Regions from separate parts of the Homo sapiens genome. Here region 2 is linked to region 1. Evidence: read pairs that join two places in POLR2A ChIA-PET (ENCODE). Cell type or tissue: IMR-90. All regions are shown on one strand. Each heading gives the region's core, and the rest is flanking DNA. Links, peaks and the distances in the headings are about the cores only. Region 1 overlaps FMN1 (formin 1). Region 2 has its middle 4.7 kb from the start of GREM1.

The links. Peaks named below come from ENCODE experiments on the same cell type or tissue, not always from the same donor. Only the 100,000 strongest peaks of a DNase experiment are listed, where the experiment ranks them.
Region 2: POLR2A ChIA-PET joins it to region 1 with 8 read pairs; 5 of 35 experiments call an interaction of 5 or more read pairs at or near these places.

Annotation. Positions count from the first base shown.
Region 1 is chr15:32,865,177-32,870,566 of GRCh38, forward strand. The region is part of intron 16 of FMN1 (formin 1); the gene reads right to left. Among named protein-coding and RNA genes, the nearest start is that of GREM1-AS1, 150 kb to the left of the region's middle. In IMR-90, for the core only: no CTCF peak of the experiment used is centred there; a DNase peak (open chromatin) is centred at 2,295; H3K27ac peaks cover 4,323 bases.
Region 2 is chr15:32,710,621-32,716,010 of GRCh38, forward strand. No RefSeq gene overlaps it. Among named protein-coding and RNA genes, the nearest start is that of GREM1, 4.7 kb to the right of the region's middle. In IMR-90, for the core only: no CTCF peak of the experiment used is centred there; a DNase peak (open chromatin) is centred at 4,951.

The sequences.
Region 1 (5,390 bases), core at 76-5,075:
CAAAAAATTGATTGTGGCAATGGTTGTACAACTTTGTGAATACACCAAAAGTCATCAGATTGTACACTTTAAATGGGTGAATTATGTGGAATGTGATTTCATCTTAATAAAGCTGCCTAAAGCTAATTAGAAAGTCAGCCTTAAACTGGAACTATAATGAACAGATAAATGAAGAATGCCTCATCTGTACTTCTTTATATAAGGTAAATAATTTTAAAAATCTTAGGTGCAACTATGTCTTCATTATAATACTTACAATATTACTAAACTAGGAATCAAAAGTGGGAAATGAGTTTGAGATGCACATGTAATTGAGAAATTAAACATATTAGTCAATCTTCAAAAAGTAGCAACAAACGTTATTAAAATAAAAGACCTGGCCGGGCAAGGTGGCTCACGCCTGTGATCCCAGCACTTTGGGAGGACAAGGCGGGCAGATCACCTGAGGTTGGGAGTTCGAGACCAGCCTAATCAACATGGAGAAACCCTGTCTCTACTAAAAATACAAAATTAGCCAGGCGTGGTGGCGCATGCCTGTAATCCCAGCTACTCAGGAGGCTGAGGCAGGAGAATCACCTGAACCTGGGAGGCGGAAGTTGTGGTAAGCTGAGATCATGCCATTGCACTCCAGCCTGGGCAACAAGAGTGAAACTCCACCTCAAAAAAAAAAAAAAAAATAAAATAAAATAAAATACCTACTAAAAATAACTGAACTCAATAATAGAAATACAAGTAAAGCATTTAAATTAAAAGTGCTAACTTTTGGAAAATTAAAACAATAGCTTTCGCACATTCTTAATTGTGGCATACAGCTATGTATATATATTTACACATATACACCAACAATTGGTACATTAGAAAAATTTCCCCTTTGAGGAACATCACACAACGGGGCCTGTTGTGGGGTGGCGGGAGTGGGGAGGGATAGCATTAGGAGATATACCTAATGTAAATGACGAGTTAATGGGTACAGCACACCAACATGACAAATCTATACATATGTAACAAACCTGCACGTTGTGCACATGTACCCTAGAACTTAAAGTATAATAAAAAAAAAGAAAAAAGAAAAAAAATTTCCCCTTTGAACTACTCTTGATTTAAAGATGCATTTATTCTTAGTTTTTCATACACTCTATTTGGCTGGAAAAGTTATTTAATATCTGACTCTTAGTTTCTTGATACATAAAATCTTGTGAGGACTAAATAAACATGTGAAAAAAAAGCATTTTGTATGCTGAATAGTAAAACGCTAGCCAAAATATTCTTCAGCTATTTTAAATAATCAAACAGTAGAAAGGCTGGCTAGATAACATACTGTACGCGGCTTTATTCTTTGTTTCCAAGAAGAGCTAAACAATAACAGCAACCTCACAAACTCTTTGAATAACTGACATTCCTAATGTTTGTGTGTTTAATAAACAAATCATGTTACAGTCTAATCATTTTCCCAGTCCAACTGTCTTTTAAAATTTGCAATACTCACTTTTTCCTATTTCTTGTTTCATGACCCACTGAAATTTACTTCCTCCCCATTGTGACACTGAGAAAGCACTCTGAAGTCACTAATTAACCCATCCTGTGGGCAGTGTCCTCATTTTGTATCTCCTTCGCTGACAACCCAGCAGGATTCTGCATCTTGACTACTTCTCCTTTGTAAAACACTTTGTCCCTTAGCGTCTGTGTTCCCCATTGTGGGCTTTCCTCCTACTTCTGCCTGCCCTGTTTCCTATGCAGCCTCATCTTCCTATACAGAGTCATTAAACGTTAAAGTTCTCTAGGGTTTGGCATAAGGCTGCTCCTCCTCCCATGCTATGCTCTCTGTCTAGACAATGTCATCCAGGTAAACATTTCAGTAACCATATCTGGGATGTGTCTCCCAAGTTTACACAGCTAGCCCACAGTTTCACCTCCTACGGAACTCCTGAATTCATTACTCTTCACCAGGCTGCTATAGTCTCAGCCTAACTGTTCTTCCCATATCCACCCTGCCTCTCTCTGATTTGTTCTCCATACCTGAGTCAAAGTGACCTTTATAAAATCTCATTATGCCAGTCCCCTGCTTAAACCTGCAGGCACCTCTATTACTCTGAGAGGTTGTCTTCAATCCCTCAAGCTGGCCTGCAAGGCCCTCCATGCGCTACGTCTTGCCTGCCTTCCCAGCCTCACCCTGCTCTCCCTGCCACAGTGGCCCTTCTTTCCATTCCTCAAACATGCTCACTTCTTCCCATTATGGTGTTCTCCTGCTATGCCACTCTCCTTCACTTCCTAGTAACCAGGACCTAGTCAGTGCTTAGTCATCATTACGACCTCAGCTCAGAAGTCTCATCAGGTTTTTTTTTTTTGAGACGGAGTCTCGCTCTTTCACCCAGGCTGGAGTGCAGTCGTGTGATCTCCTCGGCTCACTGCAAGCTCCGCCTCATGGGTTCACGCCATTCTCCTGCCTCAGCCCCCTGCCCCCCGCTCCCTGTGCAAAGGCTAATTTTTTGTATTTTTAGTAGAGACGGGGTTTCACCATGTTAGCCGGGATGGTCTCAATCTCCTGACCTCGTGATCTGCCCGCCTCGGCCTCCCAAAGTGCTGGGATTACAGGCGTGAGCCACCGCGCCCGGCCATCAGGATTTCTTTTCCACCTTCCATTCTGTGATGAGAGACCCTCTGTTACAAAGTCATAGCACTGTATACCTTTCCCCTTTTCATGATTATTGGATTGTCTCCCTCATTAGGCAGAAACTGTATTTTTCTTACTGTTAAATCTCCAGCATCTACTGTAATGTCTATCTAGTGAAAGCTGTTCCATGGGTATTTGCTAAATAAATGAATAAACTACCAGTTAAAGGGGAGAAACTTACACATGTGCAGTATGGATATTAGTGTCTTGACAGAATTTGGCTGTAGTACATGTACACTCATGTACCTCAGAATGATGCTTCTGTCAATAATGGACCACATATAAAACAATGGTGCCATAAAATTATAATGAAGCTGAAAAATTCTGATAGTCCGGTGATGATGTAGCCTTTGTAACACTGTAGAGCAAGGCATTACCTTTCCTTTGTTTAGATACACAAATGCTTACCATTGTGTTATAATTGCCTACAGTATTCAGCAGAATACTGAATACAGTTACAGTATAGTACAGCCAGTAGTACTGTAATATACTGTTAACTATATTCAGTATTCTACTGAATAATGTTGGGGACTGTAACAGTATAGAAACCTGTGCAGATTTGTAGCGTAGACGCCATAGGCTATACCATCTAGCTTAGGTGTGAAGTAGGCTACACCATCTATGTTTGTGTAAGTACACTCTATGATGTTTGCACAATGATGATATTGCCTAACGACACATTTCTCAGAACATATCCCAGTTGTTAAGTGACACATGACTGTATGTATGTATATGTAGACACAGACATATGCACATACACCGACACGTGAAAAACATCTCTCTTCATTTGTATAATACATGTAGATGGAGGCAGGGGCTGGAGAAGACACAAGTACACTGACATTCACTCATTCACCCACTTTCACTCACATTCACTCATTCAGATACGAGATACACATTTTTTTTTAAATCCCTGTCCGGGTTCCATAAACATTCATACATTCAAAATACTTACCAAGTATCTGCTGTATGCCACTGAGCTAAATGTTGGGGACAAATATTTAATGAGACCTACTGGTCATTTCTCCTCTAAAAAACATTCACAGTCTAGCAACAATGAGAAACAAGGAAATGAACAAATTGTGATATAGTGTGGTGTGATGGAACGCTGGGTATAGGCCTCTATTTCAGACTGGGCCAGGAGTTAGTAGCCAGGAAAGGCTCTCCAGGAGAGAAAACTTATGAGTTGAACTGCAAAGGTCAAGGAGGAGCTAGCCCTCAACCACAGTGAGGAAAGAGAATTAAGGTGAAATGTCATGAATAAAAGTAATACATGATGAGAACGCACGGGCCATTTGAATGAGTTAAGTGGTGTAGCATGTCTGGAGCTGTGGGACCTTCTCTCCTCAGATCACTGGTGTTCTGCATTCAGATTTTGGTGTAAAGGAAAGAGTGTGCGTAGGGGAGAAAAGCTTCTGGGCCCCAAAGGTATCCCAGGTTACACACTCAGGTGAACGGTGAAAAGGCTGGTGACCAGCCTGGTTAGGAAAAGTGTCACAGACATAAGGGGCTTGCAATTTTACTTAAAGTAGTTAGGAAAAGTCTCACTGTGAAGCTATTTGACTAGAGATTTAATCAGAGTAAGGGAGGGAGTCATGAGCAAGCTCGAGGTGGAAAATCAAAGGTGTTATTTAGAGCACATTAAGTTTGAAATGTGAATTAGACACTCAAGTATATATAAAAGTCTGCAGTCTGGGACTCATGGCTGGAGTAGACACACATGCCAGGAAGTCATTGGTATAAAATTGGTATTTAAAGTGATAGCAAAATATGAATTGCCATGGGGAGAATACAGCCAAGGAAGAGAAGGTGTTGCAGGACAAACCCTGGGGCATGTGCACAGTGGAGGAGAGGCCAGCAATGAACAGAGAAGAGCTGGTCAGTAGGAAAGTGAAGGTCTGGAGTTACATGACCTGAGAAGAAAACAGAATTGCAGGAAAGAAAGAGCAGTCAGCTCTGTGCAGAAGGATCAAGTGAGATGAAGACAGAGAAATAACACTGATTCTAGTGACACAGAGGTCACTTGTAATCTCAAAAGCAGTTCCAGGGAAGTTGGGGGTGCGGGGAAAAAGCCAGCTTGGAGAGGCGTGAGGTAAATGGAGAAAGATTCTGTAGCCACTTGTTTAAGAAGTTAAGCTACAGAAAGAACGCCAAAATGGGGAAGTCGTTGGAATTAAGCCTAAAAGATAGCTCTAGTTTTCCTGGTCAAGTGCTAAAGATCAAATGAGGCCATGGAAGTGTTGTTTTCTTGGTGACTTTAAAACTGATTTAGTTCTTATCTGCCTGGGATGTTTTTGATAGTTTCCTTTCATGGTAGTAGGACTCCTTAGAAAGATTCTTCCTTTAATTTTTCAAGAAAACTCCCAAAGCCATCATGTCATAAAAATCATTCCATACAAGAAGATATTCTCTAGGGCTACTTTGATCACGTGCAGAAGAGGTCTAGCCCTTTACAGAGCGGCTGCCTCTTTCTCCAGAGGAATGTTCCATAAAAATAAACCCACCAGGAAGCTGGAGTCCAGGGGAATCCCATGATTCTGATTCACTCCACTGAGGGAGGCTGCCCAAGATCAAATTCACCTTAATGTACCATGATTGGGAGTGAGTATTCTCCATGAAAAAATTTAAGCAGAGGTGACAGGGCCAAGTGAGGACATGCTAGTGCGCTTTAGGACTTTTGGAAAGACTTGCAAAGCTGGGCCACTGACTACAGCCTTTG
Region 2 (5,390 bases), core at 212-5,211, 150 kb before region 1:
AAACCTCAAGACAGGCCATATGGGTTTTCTTTTTTTCTTTTTCTTTTCTTTTTTTTTCTTTCTTTTTTTTTTTTGAGATGGAGTCTCGTTCTGTCACCCAGGCTGGAGCGCAGTGGCGCAATCTCGGCTCACTGCAAACTCCACCTCCCGGCTTCATGCCATTCTCCTGCCTCAGCCTCCCGAGTAGCTGGGACTACAGGCGCCCGCCACCACGCCCAGCTAATTTTTTGTATTTTTAGTAGAGACGGGGTTTCACCGTGTTAGCCAGGATGGTCTCGATCTCCTGACCTCGTGATCCACCTGCCTTGGACTCCCAAAGTGCTGGGATTACAGGCGTGAGCCACTGTGCCCGGTGGCATATGGGTTTTCAATGGCCATGTGTTCAGCATTCTTTATGAGTAAACTCATGTGATATCGAAACCCATATTCCTCATATGTGTGTTCATATTTTACACAACCAAATGTTTTGACAATACCAACTATCAAATTATTTAAGTCATTTCGCACTTAGGAATAGTTTTCTTTCATGAAAAAATAGTGGTATTTGAATACCAGTTCTAACAGTGTATGGTGTAGACTCTTGTTCACAGTATAGAGGGTAGAAGCTCAGTGTATGGGGCTCAGGGGTCAGCAGCTGTCACTGCTTCATATAGCTGTGTGCCCTTGAGACAGTCATACAACCTCTCTAGACATCAGCTTTCTCATCTTTAAAACAGAACAAACAATAGTAGCAATTTCGTAAGAGTGTTAAGGTAATTAAATTAGATAATGCATATAAAGCCTCGTGTTTGGTACACATTAAGTAATTAATAAAAGGCCACTTTAAGAAATGTATGTATACACACACACACACACACATACACACACACATTGTTAATCCTATAAGAAAAAATAAAGTGTTATAGTATGTTATTCATACAAGAGAATATTATACTACTCTTAAACTGATATTTTTGAAGAATTTTAATAATGTCCGCAAAAATAATCAAAATATTAGGTTAAATTTAAAAGTTAAATAAAGCATCTTATTATATACAGCATCTTCTCTCTCTCTCTCTCTTTCTCTCACATACACATGCACACACATACACATGCACACACACATATACACACACTATATAATTAGAAGGAAATCCATATATGTACATATATATACAGTGTGTGTGAGCAAACAGTGGTTATTTGGGGATTGTGAGATTACGGCATACTTTTATTTTCTTTGTATTTTTCTCTATTTCCAAGTTTTCTGTGATGAGTTTGTAATATTTTTACAATAACTTCATGTTATAAAATATTTTATAAGATGTAATGAATCAGTCCAAGTGACATATTAGGAGAGCGGCAGCAAGAGCAAAATCACACGTATACTTCCATGCCTTCAAAAAAGGACACAAGAGTGAAAACGTGAATCCTAAAATGACTTCTGGTAAATAGCAGAGACATCAAGGAAACAAAGACTGGGAAGGGACTAAATAAGCCAAAAGTCAAAAAAAAAAAAAAAAAAAAAAAAGTGAGGAGCAGGATAGCCAGAGACAGCGGGGTAAAACCTTGCAACCTTCAGTTTAATAGGTACTTTCAACAGATCTTCCCCAAGGCACTAGCATTTTAAAATTGCATTAAAATGAGCTTTTTTCAAAGAGAAACCCTCCACCAAAAAAAATTTAGAAAATGAAGAACACAAGCTATAAGGGAAAACACAAAATTATTAACTGAATAAAGTCCCATCACATTTTTTTCCCAAGAGTGAGGTCACATCAAAGAGCTCAAAACAAATACATTCGGTATAAACCTTTCAAACGTAACAGGTTACCCTGTCTGCAGACAAAGGAAGGAGCCTTGTTTCACACAGACTCTGTTACATTTAGGCACTGGGTATGTGAATTTTGGCTAAGAAATACATTGCTGTCTCTGTCTTTCTGTCTTGTTTCACTCCCCAGTCTCTTGGATGGGAGTTTCAGCCTGTCTGACTACACATTTGGGCATCTTCTGGTCTCTTATTCTTAGCTTCTATCACTGCAGTGGAACCATTCTGAGAAGGGTAACTTTAGGTTAGCATGATTCTTGTAGTGCAGGCAAAAAAGAGCCAGAAGTGTTTGGTAAAACTGTTTACTGGTTTTACAAAAAAAAAAAAAAAAAAAAAAAAGTTGTTGTGCCATTTACTGGAAGGTATCACTCATTTTCTTTCCTGTCTTCCTCCTTCCCTTTCTCTCCCTTCTTTCCTTCCTTCCTCCCTCCATCCCTCTCTTTATCTCTTCCTCTATCTCTTTCTTTTCCCCTTATTTTCTTCTCCTCTCTTCCTCCCTTCCTTCCTTCTCCCTGTGCAAGTACTCATTTCATAGCTTTGTCAAGCATTTGCCGTGTGCCACCCCTGCGTTACCCAGAGTGAATATAAAGATACATAAGACCCGGTCGGGCGCGGTGGCTCACGCCTGTAATCCCAGGACTTTGGGAGGCCGAGGTGGGTGGATCACGAGGTCAGGAGATCAAGACCATCCTGGCTAACACGGTGAAACCCCGTGTCTACTAAAAACACAAAAAATTGGCCGGGCGTGGTGGCGGGCGCCTGTAGTCCCAGCTACTCGGGAGGTTGAGGCAGGAGAATGGCGTGAACCCGGGAGGCGGAGCTTGCAGTGAGCCGAGATCGCGCCACTGCAGTCCAGCCTCGGCGACAGAGCAAGACTCCGCCTCAAAAAAAAAAAAAAAAAAAAAAAAAAAAGATACATAAGACCCAGCAGACGCTGATATTAGACTTACTGTTTTATTGTGTTAGCTCCCAGTTGAACTCTAGTATCTATGCAGACACTGATGTTTATTAGGTGCCTGGCACTTTCACAGAGCTTGTTTTACTTAATTCCAGCATCTACCCAGAAGTGGGTGTTATCACCATTCCTATAATACAGATGGTTGAATTTCAGCCCAGAGGCTTTAAATACCTAATTGAGACATTCAGCTTCTAAGGGGAAGTATCAGGAATTTACTCTGACTTTCCTGACTCCGAGTTCCGTGCTTTTTCCCACTGTGCCAGAACTATTGACTGTGAAGGATTATGTTCACAGTTTGAAGCCTTCACCTTTTGATACTGCACTGCACGTGGAGTATATGCAATAAATATGTGCATGAAATAGGGCAAGAATTGTATTACAATGGTCCTGAATAACTCATTCCATATACCTGTATTTGGCAACATTGTCCAGAATTTTCACATGCACGTGCATTTTCCATACACAGGAAACTGGTTAGGCATACACCTCAGACAGGTCAGCAGACATACACACTTACATAAGGGCTTGTTTGCATTCTGAAAGCATGCCTACTCAGATTGGAGCTTGTTACAAAGAACACATGGGAAGCAAAAATGTTCAGTTTACAAATGATGCTCAAAATCACTCTTGAAATCATAATAGAAACATCACATTTGTTTTAAATTTGAGGGTTTAAAACATTATCAACATGTAGAGAGAGTTATCTAGCAAACACATCCATGTACCCATCACCCAGAAATTCAAATTGTCCACATTTTGTCATATTTCTTTCAAGATTTTTTTTAAGACATAAGATTTTTAAATGGTTTGTAATGTTGAAATTTCTTTTGTCGTCCATGCCTGATCCACCTCCTCCCCTCCTCATTCTGGTGAACATCATTAAAGGTATGGATTCCAAGTCACTATTTATCCATGCACATGACCATATGTTTCACAAGCAATTTATGCTATTTTTATATGTTTACTATAAAATACACATAATGGTATCATACTACTTATATCATTCTGCAGCTTCCTTTTTTTTTTAAAAAAAAGCATCTCTATGTTTTGAGCTCTATGTTAAAATATAAAAATCTAATCAATTTCTTTTATTAGCTATGTAGCATTTTGCCATATGAATAAAATAATTTCTTATGCCTTCTCCTATATTTGTTGATGGACATTAAGATTGTTACAAACAATACCTTGATAAACATGCTTATACAAGTTTCTAGTCCTCATACACACGTTCAAATTTTTCTAAGGTGTTTACCTAGAAGTGTAATGTCTGGGTGGCATACTAAGTGCATGTTTAATATTAATGCAAATTGACAAATTACTTTCTGAAATGATGGTACTAATTTACCCTCTCACTAGCAATGCATTTGCTTGCTTGCTTCTCTCTACCTTTTCCATTGCTGGATATTGTCAGACTTTTAGATCTTTGGTAACTTTGTAGATAAGCAACAGTATCTTCTCATTTCAGTTTATATTTCTCTGATTTACTGGTGTAATGTTGCATCTTTTTATATTTACTGGCTGTCCAGGTTTCTTTTTTGTGAATTACCTGCCCATGTGCTTTGGCCATGTGCAATTTTTTTTTCCTATTGGGTTATTTGTGGGGATTTTTTTCTTACTAACTTATAAGAAAAATTCATTCTGAATATGATCCATTTAACTGGTATTTGACTCTTGTAAATATGTTTTTACTTAATCATTATCAAGTTTATAGGTTAATACTTTTTTTCTTTAGAAAGGGCATACAAGGTCAGTTCCAACTGTGTAAAGGGCTTTATTCTTTTTTAATCCTATGCAAGACAGCATACGTAGTCTCTGCAATTGGATGAACAGCTGTAAATAGCTTTTGCAGATCTAAGTAAAAACTCTTCTCTAAAGGTCTTCAAAGTTATTCTCCAAACCTGGGGAGTAGCCCTCTTTTAGCTTCTTGGGGTTACAGAGAGGCTAGCACATTCCAAACACAGGTGGGCAAAAAAAGAGGAAATGGACTTTACTTTTACGAACCAGTGGCTGAGCAGAATCTACTCTTCTCACAACCTCAAAGTAGTTTGAAAGTACTTTCATTAAATAAAATTAATCATTTAGTGATCGTGGTTTAGGCATCATGGTTTAGGCATGACTACATCGAGTCATTCTACTTCTTCTCCCCTTACTAAAAGCAGGTTTTAGTTATGTAACCATGTTTAGAGCGGTCTAGGGAGTTTTTATCCTTATGCCTTCCTCCTGATTGGACAATGGTTTGCAAGAACTTGTTAGGAGCTGTGGAAACACAAATATTGGGCAAAAAACTTGTGTTTCTATATAAATATTTACAAACATACTAGACTATAAATTCTTTGAGGTGAGGGCCTGTGTTTATCCTATCCACGATGGTTATACCCTCAGCATTTGGTTCAGCTGACAATCTTAGTGGGAATGTGCTCAACATTCTCAATCCACAACTATTTATTGAATCTGAGTGCTGTGTTAGACAATCTATATTCTATGTGCTTCATGTAATCAAAGTGACCTAGACAAAATCCCTGCCCTTATGAACCTTACATTCTAGTGGCAGGAAATACTATAATGCCAGGGAGAAGGGAGAGAGAAATGAGAATGAAGAAAAATGATGCAGTGATGCATAGCCCTCTC